2 separate regions of the Homo sapiens genome follow, and region 1 is linked to region 2. A link is a contact called in ENCODE Hi-C or POLR2A ChIA-PET data. All regions are on one chromosome and are shown on one strand. Each heading gives the region's core, a stretch centred on a gene start or an enhancer-like site at or near the end of the contact. The rest is flanking DNA. Distances are from core to core; before and after follow the strand shown.

Evidence for each region. A loop is a pair of places that touch in the nucleus more often than their neighbours do. ChIA-PET counts read pairs that join two places held with the same protein, here RNA polymerase II (POLR2A). Pooled maps may share reads with other maps.
Region 1: a loop to region 2 is called in a map of B cell, with 5 times the contacts of the local background. The contact joins two enhancer-like sites. A Hi-C loop is called at or near these places in 1 of 168 maps with a recorded cell type or tissue (B cell), 1 of 37 single-sample maps with no recorded cell type and 4 of 50 pooled maps. POLR2A ChIA-PET finds 5 or more read pairs at or near these places in 1 of 52 experiments (RWPE1).

Annotation. Positions count from the first base shown.
Region 1 is chr6:11,458,218-11,463,889 of GRCh38, reverse strand. All of the region lies in intron 1 of LOC105374928 (a long non-coding RNA gene), which reads right to left. Among named protein-coding and RNA genes, the nearest start is that of TMEM170B, 77 kb to the left of the region's middle. RefSeq lists an enhancer at 3,479-3,668. Within about 2 kb of position 2,994, at least 7 of the 41 ENCODE cell types and tissues checked have a DNase peak (open chromatin) inside an H3K27ac peak, as active enhancers do; they include B cell, where a contact is called at or near this core.
Region 2 is chr6:10,530,245-10,536,687 of GRCh38, reverse strand. All of the region lies in intron 3 of GCNT2 (glucosaminyl (N-acetyl) transferase 2 (I blood group)), which reads right to left. Among named protein-coding and RNA genes, the nearest start is that of GCNT2, 12 kb to the right of the region's middle. RefSeq lists enhancers at 1,987-2,316, 2,437-2,686. Within about 2 kb of position 2,232, at least 5 of the 41 ENCODE cell types and tissues checked have a DNase peak (open chromatin) inside an H3K27ac peak, as active enhancers do; they include B cell, where a contact is called at or near this core.

The DNA.
Region 1 (5,672 bases), core at 1,745-4,244, 930 kb before region 2:
AACATTTTAAACACTATGCAAGTGTTAGCCATGACTGTTTTATCAATAAGGGTGGAACTTTTGGGTAATATCCACTCAGTGAATCTTGGCTGGAACAGTCTGGGCAATGAAAATTTAGTGCTAAGGAGTCCAAGATTTAAATTTACATCAACTTTTAGACTGGCTAAGCTTTCTTTCTGCTCCATGCCTACAGATTCTCTAACTCCACTCAGCTATATTAATGAGTATCATGGATCCAAAGGGATCCCTGAATTAGAACAACTGTATGCTCTCTACAAAACACATGACTTCCTGAGGATCATAGAGTGGGTTAGTCATGCAACGGAATATGAGCCTTTTAGTGTTAGAATTAAATACACTGATTCTACGCCCCCACTCATAGCAGCATCATTCACAATCGCCAAAAGGTGGAAGAAACCCAAGTATCCATTGACAAGTAAATGGATAAACGTGTGGTATATTTATACAATGGAATATTATTCTGCCTTAAAAAGAATGGAAATTCTGACACACGCTACAACATGGATGCACCTTGAGAGCAAAATGCTTAGTGAAATAAGTCAGTCACAAAAGAACAAACACTGTATGATTCCGCTTACGTGAGGTACCTAAAGTAGCCAAATTTGTAGAGAGAGAAAGTTGAATTGCAGTTGCCAGGGGCTGTGGAGAGTGGGAAATGGGAATTGCTTAATGGGCATTGAGTTTCAGTTCTGCAAGATGAAACAGTTCTGGAATTGGTTGCACAACACTGTAAACATACTTAACACGACTGAACTATACACTAAAAAAATGGTTAAGATGGTAAATTTTATGTTACGTGTATTTCACCACAATTTAAAAATATCATTTAAATACTGATTTCAATCAAACCAACTATAGCGGTCACGGTGGCCACCAATTAGCGGGAGGGTATTCTGTTGTTTCTGATCTGTGAGATCTGATGAAATTATCAATGCTTTTCCCTGTCAGCAGCCAAGCTCAGTGATATGCCGCAGCTGTTGCCTGTGTTCCCCAGTACGAGAAAGAGTCTGGGCCACCCACCTTTGGCCTTTGATTCTTTGCTAGGGGAGCCACAGATATGATCCTTGAATTAAGGAGGACGTGTGGAGAAAATGCATGTATGCATCCCTGAGGTCACCCTGCTGAACCCCTTTACACATGGCAGAATGAGTGGCAGTGTTAAAAACTTCCATGTAGGTCAATAGTGTCAAATCTCATGGTTGTCAAATGGAACATTTTTGTTTCTGATGACATCGTTGGAGCTCCAGGAAATAGCCTAGGGTCTCTGTATTTGAATCCATGTTTTCTCATGGCATGTGAATGTCAAGTCTGCAGTCTGGAACATGGGCAATTCCCTCAAGCAGAAAATGGTTGCACTCTCTCATTAATTAGGACCTATTCAGATATCTATGATCAGTGGTTTCAATATGAACCCTTTAGGTTAGAATTGCTGCCTATCAATTCTTTTTTTTTTTTTTTGAGACCGAGTCTCGCTGTCTCCCAGGCTGAAGTGCAGTGGCGCAATCTCGGCTCACTGCAAGCTCTGCCTCCCGGGTTCACACCATTCTCCTGCCTCAGCCTCCCGAGTAGCTGGGACTACAGGTGCCTGCCACCACGCCTGGCTAATTCTTTTGTATTTTTAGTAGAGACGGGGTTTCACTGTGTTAGCCAGGATGGTCTGGATCTCCTGACCTCGTGATCCGCCTGCCTCAGCCTCCCAAAGTGCTGGGATTACAGGCGTGAGCCACAACGCCCAGCCTATCAATTCTTTCAAAGTGTGTTTAAATTACACTAGTATGTGTGAGTTGCAGATCTTTCATGTTTTCCAGGTGGGAGGGAGAAGGAGAGAGGACAAACATTTCATGTTTCAACACAAATGAGTCTCCTTCAAGTCCAGTGTATTAATTAACAACTGGTTATCCTTAAAAATTGTAGTATAGTGTAAACAGGAATCTATTTATTTCACTAATTAATTCATTTATTTAGACATTAGCATGAATTCTTTATTCTTCCCTCTCTGACTACCTACACATTTCCACTCCCACACACACACGTGTGTGATAAAGTGTGTGTGCATAGTACATCCATCATATAGTACAAGGAAATGTAATTTGAAACAACGACAACTTACGCCACTAAAAGAGTAGACATTTTATCTCTGATACTTTTGACACCTACTATTACAGGCTTATTTCAAGAACACAATTTTCAAATACGTTGTAGTTGGCTCTACAAAAATCAAAATGCAAAATGACAGGTTTTTTTTTTTAACCCCAAATGTCTTATGATTCAAACCCTCTTGAACAGTGTAAGCCACTCTGAAGATCAAGTGCCACCCGTTACGGGAAAGGGTACAAAAGACCTTTGACCTGTCTGCTGCTGGGGAGTTTTGGCCACATCTGGGATTTCCATCAGCACTCACCTTCTTCGGCTCATGAAGAGGCCATGGCAGGTGTTGGTTAAAGAGGGGAAGTTGCTTTCAAAAGACTGAGATGAAAGAACTACTAGAATCAAATAGCTTACTGTAAAGACTGATTCTCTTTTGCACAGTCCTAAGAAATGACCTGTCCTTGGCCTTCCAAGATCTTGCTTCCAGAATATCAACCTGTCAGGACGGGAAAGAAGCAATAGCAGGTGAGACCATCTGAGGCGATCAGAGGGTCTTGATGGCAAAAACAAACTGACTCTATCCCTTTCCCAGACCCCAGACTCCCAGCTATGGTGGGACTAAGAATGCTGAATGCTGGTTCTCAGGCCAGTGAACCTAAGAAACTGAAGAGCACAAAAAGTGCTCTTGGCAGAAACTATTTTAATAGTGCTCGAAATACTTTTAATGAGAAGGGGAAGCAGGAACTTCAAATAAAGTTTCTCTTTTGCATTCCACCAAGAACAGATGTTTGCTTTATTCAAAGAAGTTTCATGGGGGTGATTTCATGCATAGCTAAGAGCAGCAGTAGGGTTTTTTAGCTGTTAGAGCTGGGGTTGATTTACATAATCAGGGTATTACCGCTCCTGTGGCTTTCTACCTATATGCTATTAAACATATGTGTGCTTATATCTGTGTGTGTATGTGTGTGTGTGTTCATAACGCTGGAATCAAGTAAAAGGTCCACCGTCATTTCCTCATCATTCTTGGGAATATTTACAGTATCAGGGCTGCTCTCTTATCCTCCAGCTGTAATAAAGGCAGCACTTTGTACAAAATATCTCATTTAATTTTTATGACAATCCCATGAAATAGGAATTACTGTCCCCACTACATAGATGGGAAGACCGATGCTTAAAGAGGTTGAATACACATGCTAAGGTAGCATAACCAGGAGGTGGCAGAGTTGGGATCTGAGCTGAGGAAGTCCAGGGCTCTCAATTACACTCCCACAAGATAAGGAGCATACATTGTACAGGCTGCACAAAGTCATGAAGAAATCTTGGGTAACCATCTGCAAGCCCATTTACTGATTTCCTCCCTTTAATAGGGCTGACCCACAAGCCCACACACTGTGGCATCCGCTCTCCGCTACCACTTCACCCTGTGTCTCTCTGCTTATGCTGATTTCCGTCCTTTCCAAGATTAGCATTTGGCCTGCCTTCTCTCTATGGCCTCACTGGCCAACCCTGTCAGCAATGTGCCCTGAATAATAGAATCAGGCATAAAGTCCTTGCCCATCTTTCCTAGTAGAAAGGGGATCCCTCCATGGACTTCTGGAGCTGTCCCATTTATGTAGCCATAGCTAACTGCCTAGTCTCTTCTTTCACCAGAGCTCCATGATACCACATCCTGTTGAAAATGACACAAGGAGGAAGAAAAAGTCCCTTTAGGTGGTAGTCATCAACTTTTCCTTTCCACCCCCTCCAGTATGTCTTCATTCTTTCTCTTTCAGCTCTTCAATTTACTGGATTTTTTAAGAGGCTGTGCTCTGTTGCTATGTTCCAGATAGGTAGGTAAGTAGGTAGACAGATTAGATAGATGGATAGATGAATAGATTAGATAAATAGTAGATACATAGATGAATAGATTAGGTAGATGAATAGATAGGTGGATAAATGAATATATTAGACACATGATAGATAAGATAGATAAATAGATTACATAAATAGATAAATAGAAGATAGATGAATGCATTACATAGCTAGATAGATAGGTAAATGGATGGATGGATGGATGGATGGATGGATGGATGGATGGATGGATGGATGGATAGATGTAGATGAATAGATGGATGGATAGGTGAGCAGATAGATAAATAGATAGATGCATATTCTTGGCTTGGGTTACCCCAGAAGCAACCTGAAATAAGAATTCACATGCAAGTAGGAAACACTAGTAGGGGAATAGAGAAGTGAGAAACAGGCAAGAGAAGAAAACCAACCAAAGGAGAATAATCAAGAAAGTTACCACTGAGGGCAAATGAAGCTGAATTCCACTGGGGAATTCTGAGAGACAGTGTAGAGCCTGCTACTCAAAGCGGACCATCATCATCATCATCATCATCATCATCATCATCATCATCATCATCTGAAGCTCTACCACAAATCCACTGAATCAGGATGTGAATTTTTAACAGGATCCCCAAATGATAAAGTTTGTAAAGTACTGAGGTAGAATATGCCTCAAAGTTAATCAGATGAAGGGGTGAGAAAACTGTGATAGTCATTACTAGCTTCCCCCTTAACACTGCTTGTGAGCTGTTTCTGAAGTTAATTCCCCTGCACTCCTGGCTTAGCCTTTGTATGAGCAGGGCATTCATGCCCCAGTGGTCAAAAAGGAAGTCCCCAGACAGAAAATCAAAGGTATTAGCAGGAAGCGGCCCTCAACATGCACAGCTATTACAAGTTCAGCTGTTAAATAGTTAATCTAAATATGATATTAAAACTGAGGTTAAATTATAATAATAAAAACAGCCACAACTCTAATGCTGATTCAAGGTTAAAGATGCATTAAATAGATTGAAATAAGCAGGATTTCATTTAGGCATTTATTCTCAAAAAAGCAGTTGATTTACCTAGTAGAAAAATAACCATTATCACAATTAACTTTAGGAAAATTCAATTAAGATTAATATTATTTTTTACTCAGTAGTTATTTCAGGCCCTCTCAAGCAGGCCATGAGTGAGATCATGAAATATGTTCCCATATTTCATTGACTTATTCTAATTCCTAATATTAACCCCCAGGAGGGGTGGGGAGGCACATGACTGAGGTTTTGCATTGCAAAGACAAACTATGTACTATATTTATTCTGGAGTACATTCACGATCTGAAATTATAGTGGAAAAAAAAAAGACTTGACTCCTATTATAATGCTAAACACTGGTAAAGACATTTGGAGAATATCCAGAAAAATCAGTGACTTCTCCCAGACACAATAGGCGCAATAAGGTAACTACACAAGAAAAGCAGTTTCCACAAAGATGTTAGTTCTGTTACCTCATACACGTATTCTAAAGGAGTACTGGAGTACTTTATAGCACACAAAGAAAAAATGTATTTCTTCAAAAAATTTTAAGATGCATTCAAAAAGTTTCTAAATCAGCTTGGAAAAAAATTAACAAACTAAGAACTTCTTAGAAACACTGAACTTAAAAGAAGTCCCCAAGAAGATTTTCAAGTTAAATATTAGGACTATAGAAAAGTATAAATCCAACATTTTTAGGCATGACAGGATATATTA
Region 2 (6,443 bases), core at 983-3,482:
ACTCTCTGATTTCCTTTTCTAGAAGTTGACAAGAGACCGGGCACGGTAGCTCACGCCTATAATCCCAACACTTTTGGAGGCTGAGGTGGGTGGATCACGAGGTCAAGAGATCAACACCATCCTGGCCAACATGGTGAAACCCCGTCTCTACTAAATATACAAAAAATTAGCCGGGCACAGTGGTGGGCGCCTGTAGTCCCAGCTACTCGGGAGGCTGAGGCAGGAGAATGGCGTGAACCCGGGAGGAGAACTTGCAGTGAGCTGAGATCACGCCACTGCACTCCAGCCTGGGCAACAGAGCAAGACTGTCTCAAAAAAAAAAAAGAAGAAGTTGACAAAAACCGATATTTCTGGCAGATATAAAAAAACAGAGATTGCTTAAGCGGAGCTAATAGTAAAAATCCCCAAATCTTCCTCCCCTTCAAGTCTGTCCATTCGCCTAGCATCTCAGAAGCTCTGTGTGCTCGATTGGTTTGGGGAATATCAATTCCCTCTGCACACAGTAAGATCCCAGCCACATCCCTGGGGCTCAAGGATGAGTTCCCAAGACCACCTTGATTCGGATCTGCCCTTCTCTGCTCCCAAATTTGCATCTCTCAAGGTCTCGGCACCTGGAACCTCAGCATTGCATTTTTACATATAGAGGAACTAACGGGATATATCAGCCTCAAACAGTGACAAAGAGTAAGGCCAGTATGGACTCTACAGGAAATAGAAATACAATGAGCCACCCACATTTAGGGTTCAGGGGAAGATGCCTGCCATGGAATATCCAATAGGGCTAGTCCGCAGGCTGGCTCCAGGGGAAAAACAAATTGGAAGCAGGGAGGGTCTGTCTTTCGGGCCCTCAATCACCCACCAGGTATCTTCCTTTCTCTATTCCTTCCCCTTTGGACACCTTGGCACTCCTTCCTCCCACCGCCCACAAAGCCTGCTCCCAGGAAAGGCTGTTTTTGCATTCATTCCTATTTTAATGTGAGTTTGAAACAAACTCCCATGGAGTTATATTCAAAATACTCCTTTGTAGCAAGTGAAACAGAAATCACTGGTCAGTTTTGAAATGTGTAAAATTCAAGGCACACATGACCAATGGAATAAACTCACTGAATGTCCCTATTACAGGCAGAGCCATCCAACCCAGAGGATCAATAATAACTCAGGAGGAAAGTGGGAGGTGGATGAACTTGCATCTTGGGCTTATAAATGGAAATCATCCACAGCTGAATCACACAAGAAACTAAAAGGCATGCCATCTTGTTGTGGACCAGATTAAGGGTAAAAGACGGAAGTGGGGAGAGGAAAAAGGGAGGGCAGGAAGCCCTAATTTCATAACAGCTAGTGAGGCTTCTTGGACATCTTTAAAGCCATATGTGAACCCCCTTTCTGTAACACTGTTCTCCTCATGGGCACCTTCACCTGAGCAGGCCATGCAGAGAGTCTTATCCTCTGAGAGGCCTCCAGAGGACCTGCTGGATGGACCATGTTTTTGTCTGTTTTTGTTTTTGAGATGGAGTCTCGCTCTGTCACCCAGGCTGAAGTGCAGTGGCGCGATCTCGGCTCATTGCAACCTCCGCCTCCCAGGTTCAAGCGATTCTCCTGCCTCAGCCTCCTGAGTAGCTGGGGTTACAGGCATGCACCACCACACCCGGTTAATTTTTGCATTTTTAGTAGAAACGGGGTTTCATCATGTTGGCCAGGCTAGCCTCAAACTTCTGACCTCAGGTGATCCGCCCACCTCAGCTTCCCAAAGAGCTGGGATTACAGGCGTGAGCCACTGTGCCCGGACCCATGTTTTGTTTTGCTTGCTTATTTATTTATCCATTTTTTGAGACAGAGTCTCACTCTGTTGCCCAGTCTGAGGGTAGTGGTGCTATTGCAGCTCACTGTGCCCTTGACCTCCTGGGCTCAAGTGATCCTCCTGCCTCAACTTCTCCAGCAGCTGAGACTACAGTGCATGCCACCACGCCTGACTATTTTTTGATTTTTTTTTGTAGAGACAAGGTATCTGTGTTACCCAAGCTTTGCTTTTTTAAACCACATGACCCTGCCACCCTGGTCACAGCTGATTGGACAACTTGGGGCTACATAAAGGGCAGCTGCCTGCAAAGACGTCAGCCGCAGCCTGAGAGGTGGTGTGGAATGAGAACGGGGATCCTCATTGTTTAATACAATGGCTGCATGACCCAAGGCAGGACTCTCTGGGGACATCTGAATGGGACACAGAGAGCACTTGCTGTCAAGAGAGCAGCATGGGCCAGGCACAGTGGCTCACGCCTGTAATCCCAGCATTTTGGGAGGCCAAGGCAGGTGGATCACCTGAGGTCAGAAGACTAGCCTGGCCAACATGGTGAAACCCCGTCTCTACTAAAAATGCAAAAATTAGCCAAGCGTGGTGTCATGCACCTGTAATCCCTGGTGCTGCGGAGGCTGAGACAGGAGAATTGCTTGAACCCAGGAGGAGGAGGTTGCAGTGAGCCAAGATGACATCACTGCACTCCAGCCTGGGTGACAGAGCGAGACTCCATCTTAAAAAAAAAAAAAAAAAAGAGCAGCATGGAATCTGGCAGATACCAGGGGAAGACATAGGAAGTAGAACCCACAGGGTGGAGGAGCCCATAAACCAGGGGAAGTGCTGAAGCACAGGCAAGAATTTCAAATAAAGTAGAAGCAGGCAAAGCAAAACCAGCAGAGGTGGAGACTCTGCGACATGAGGACGGCCAACGTCTCGGTGCTGCTAGGGCGGCAGAGCCTGACCACTGCACCAGCAATGAGGATGCGTGGTCCACCTCCCCTGCCTGTGGTCGCAGCCACAGGCCACAAGTAAAAGTGATGTTTCAAACTGAGTTAAATAAAATACATTCTTTTTTTTTTTTTTTTTTTTTTTTTTGAGACAGAGTCTTGCTCTGTCACCCAGGCTGGAGTACAGTGGCATGATCTCAACTCACCACAACCTCTGCCTCCTGGTTCTCCTAAATCGCTGAAGCGATTCTCCTGCTTCAGTCTCCCGAGTAGCTGGGGTTACAGGCACAAGCTACCACGCCTGGCTAGTTTTTTGTATTTTTAGTAGAGTTGGGGTTTCACCATGTTGGCCAGGCTGGTCTCAAACTCCTGACCTCAAGTGATCCGCCCACCTCGGCTCCCCAAAGTGCTGGGATTACAGGCGAGAGCCACCACACCTGGCATAAAATACATTCTTTAAATTCATATTATCTGCTTCTTTTTACTTCTTTTAATGTGGCTCCTGGAAAATCTAAAATTTGATTTTAGATCTATGGCTCCCATTATAGCATTCCTATTGGGCAGTGCTGTTCTCCCTTCCCATGAGACCACTTCAGCTGTGAGATGTTTTTCTGGACTAATTTTTTTTTAAATTTTTATTTCTGAGATGGAGTCTCACTCTGTCGCCCAGACGCGAGTGCAGTGGCAGGATCTTGGCTCACTGCAACCTCCGCCTCCCAGGCTGAAGTGATTCTCCTGCTTCAGCCTCCCGAGTAGCTGGGATTACAGGCACGTGCCACCACACCCGGCTAATTTTTGTATTTTTAGTAGAGATAGGTTTCACCATGTTGGCCAGGCTGGTCTTGAACTCCTGACTTCAGGCGATCCACCCAGCTCAGCCTCCCAAAGTGCTGGGATTACAGGCGTGAGCCACCACACCTGGCCTGGACTAGTTACTTTACAGAATCCTAATCATAATCCCTCAATCATGACAATGAATTGGAACAATCTCAAAATGTCCCTCGCACACCTGCCAAAAAAAAAAAAAAAAAAAAGCAAAAACCACAACATATACACATCAACCAGAAGGACCCTTACAACGGAAAATGGCTCAGATCTCCACATAGCCGGAATAATAATTAAACAAGACAACCCTTAGGTTTCTAATTCCCTAACCTCCTACATTCAGCCCTGCCTCAGGTCAGGAAAGAGTTGGCAGGGCTTGCCCGATGTGGTGGCTCACGAGGCTGAGGCAGGAGGATCGCTTGGGCCCAGGAGTTCAAGACCAGCACTGGCAACACAGCAGGACCTCGTCTCTACAAAAGTTAAAGTTAGCCAGGCATGGGGGCACATGCCTGTAGTCCCAGCCTCTTGGAAGGCTTGAGCCTGGGAGGTCAAGACCAGCACGGGCTGGGTGCTGTGTGGCTCACACCTGTAATCCCAGCACTTTGGGAGGTTGAGGCCGTGAGCCGTGATTGTGCCACTGCACTCCAGCCTGGATGACAGAGTGAGATCCAAAAAAAGAAAAAAAAGAGTTGGCAGAGCTGGTCAGGGTCCTCCGGCAGTGTTCCTCCACACACATAACACAGAAATGACTTCAGGGGCTAACTTTTGTTAAGTTTCTGAAAAACATGAATTGGTGCATTTGTTTTCTATTGCTTTGCCAATCTGTTACTGCTAACACGGGGTGTAAAAATCCAGCTCCAATAGATACATCGAGTCGAGAAGTCAGGGGGTTTCCCTTAAGTTTCTGTTGAGTCCCCTGATTAGGATCACAGACTCTGAGAGTGGGAAGGGACTCGGAGGCCATCCGGTCCAATCCTTGAGGTTTCCTCAGCAGCACTTCCCCAGCCCTGCTTCCCTTGGCTTTGCTCACCATTGAGGAAGCTGCCCGTTTTATTCCCAGCTCCATGTGTTCTCATCTCCCACCCGCTGGCCCTAGATTCTACTTCCAAAACGACAGAGTTGGTCTAATTTCTCTTTCCTGAGCAAATCTTTTAATTAGGTAAAGACACCGATCCCTCTTCAAGTCTTTTCCAAATCAATTATCCTTTTTCTTTGTCTTGGTCTTCTCTAAAAAAAAAAAAAAAAAAAAGTGGGGATTGGCCTTTTTACCTCCCTGGCTGCTCTCTTTGGAACTGCTGTGTCAATGTCTCCCCGTATAGTAGGGTGGCCAGACCTGAAGAGTCTACATCCTACTCCAAGCACATGGGAGAGAAGTGAGGCTTTCACTTCCCTTACTCTGGACACTACAATTCTATTTAAACAGCTCTGTGCTTTCCCCACCAGACTTTCCTGAGCCCTAATTTCTTTTGATCACTATACTTCCCCTTCTGGCTCTGAGAAAATCACAGACTTAAAGAGAATTCTAAGCCTATGAAGCTTTGTATGCCAATATCTAAAACAAGCACCTGCAATGGTTTACACCCCTGGCTGTACATGAGAATCACTTGGAAGCTGTACAAATATCAATAGTTAGGTCTTGCCCCAAGGAGGGAAACAGGCCCTGGCTTAGTTATTTTTAGAAGCCCCAGATGATCGTAATGTGCATCCAGGGTTGAACCAGCAATCCAAAGAAACCAGGACTGTGATCTTCATACAGGTTCCAGTTACTTTTTCCTTTGAACTGCAAATATGAATTCTTATTTTGAATTGAACTAGCAGGACTAAATTGGTTCACTATAAACAACTTGAGATTATTCAAAAATCATTTGGAACTTGGACCAAAGGAGAGATGGAATTGATTTAGCAACAATTGAGACCTTATTGAAAGTCAACCTAAAAAGAACATCAGGCTTAGGAGACCTGGTTTATAATTGGTGCATTTGCTTACTAGCTGTGGGATTTGAGCACATCATGTAATCACATTGAAGTTTCTTCATCTATAAAATGGAGGTACTAGTCTAGAAATCTTTTTTTTTTTTTTTTTGAGACAGAGTCTCCGCTGGAGTGCGATGACGTGATCTTGGCTCACTGCAACCTCCGCCTCCTGGGTTCAAGCGATTCTACTGCCTCAGCCTTCTGAGAAGCTGGGATTACAGGCATGCGCCACCACGCCTGGCTAATTTTTGGTATTTTTAGTAGAGACGGGGTTTCACCATGTTGGCCAGGCTGGTCTCGAACTCCTGACCTTGTGATCCGCCCACTTCAGCCTCCCAAAGTGCTGGGATTACAGGTGTGAGCCACTGCGCTCAGCCTAGAAATCTTTAAGGTGCAATAAGGTTTTTTTGTTTGTTTGTTTGTTTTAACTTCTTGAAAAAAAATAGAGACAGTGTCTCACTATGTTGCCCAGGCTGGTCTCAAACTCCTGGCTTCAAGAGATCCTCCTGCCTCAGCCTTCCAAAGCGCTGGGATTACAGGCGTGAGCCACCATGCCTGGCCATGCTTTAGATTTTTGATTCAAGACCAGAAAAGAGCTTGCAAATAAAAAATTTGAAAGTTGTATCTTGCTCCCATTTCAAAAGGATGGGAGCTTCAACAGAGACAAAAATATTATGAAATCTTCAAATTGTCATTCAAATTTTATTTATAATACATATTCCTGATTTTAAATGCGTTGCGCTTAAAGGAGAATAAGGTTTACATTTTATTTATTTATTTATTTAGAGATGGAGTCTCGATCTGTCACCCAGGCTGGAGTGCAGTGGCACAATCTTGGCTCATTGCAACCTCCGCCCCTTGGGTTCAAGCGATTCTCCTGCCTCAGCCTCTCCAGTAGCTGGGAT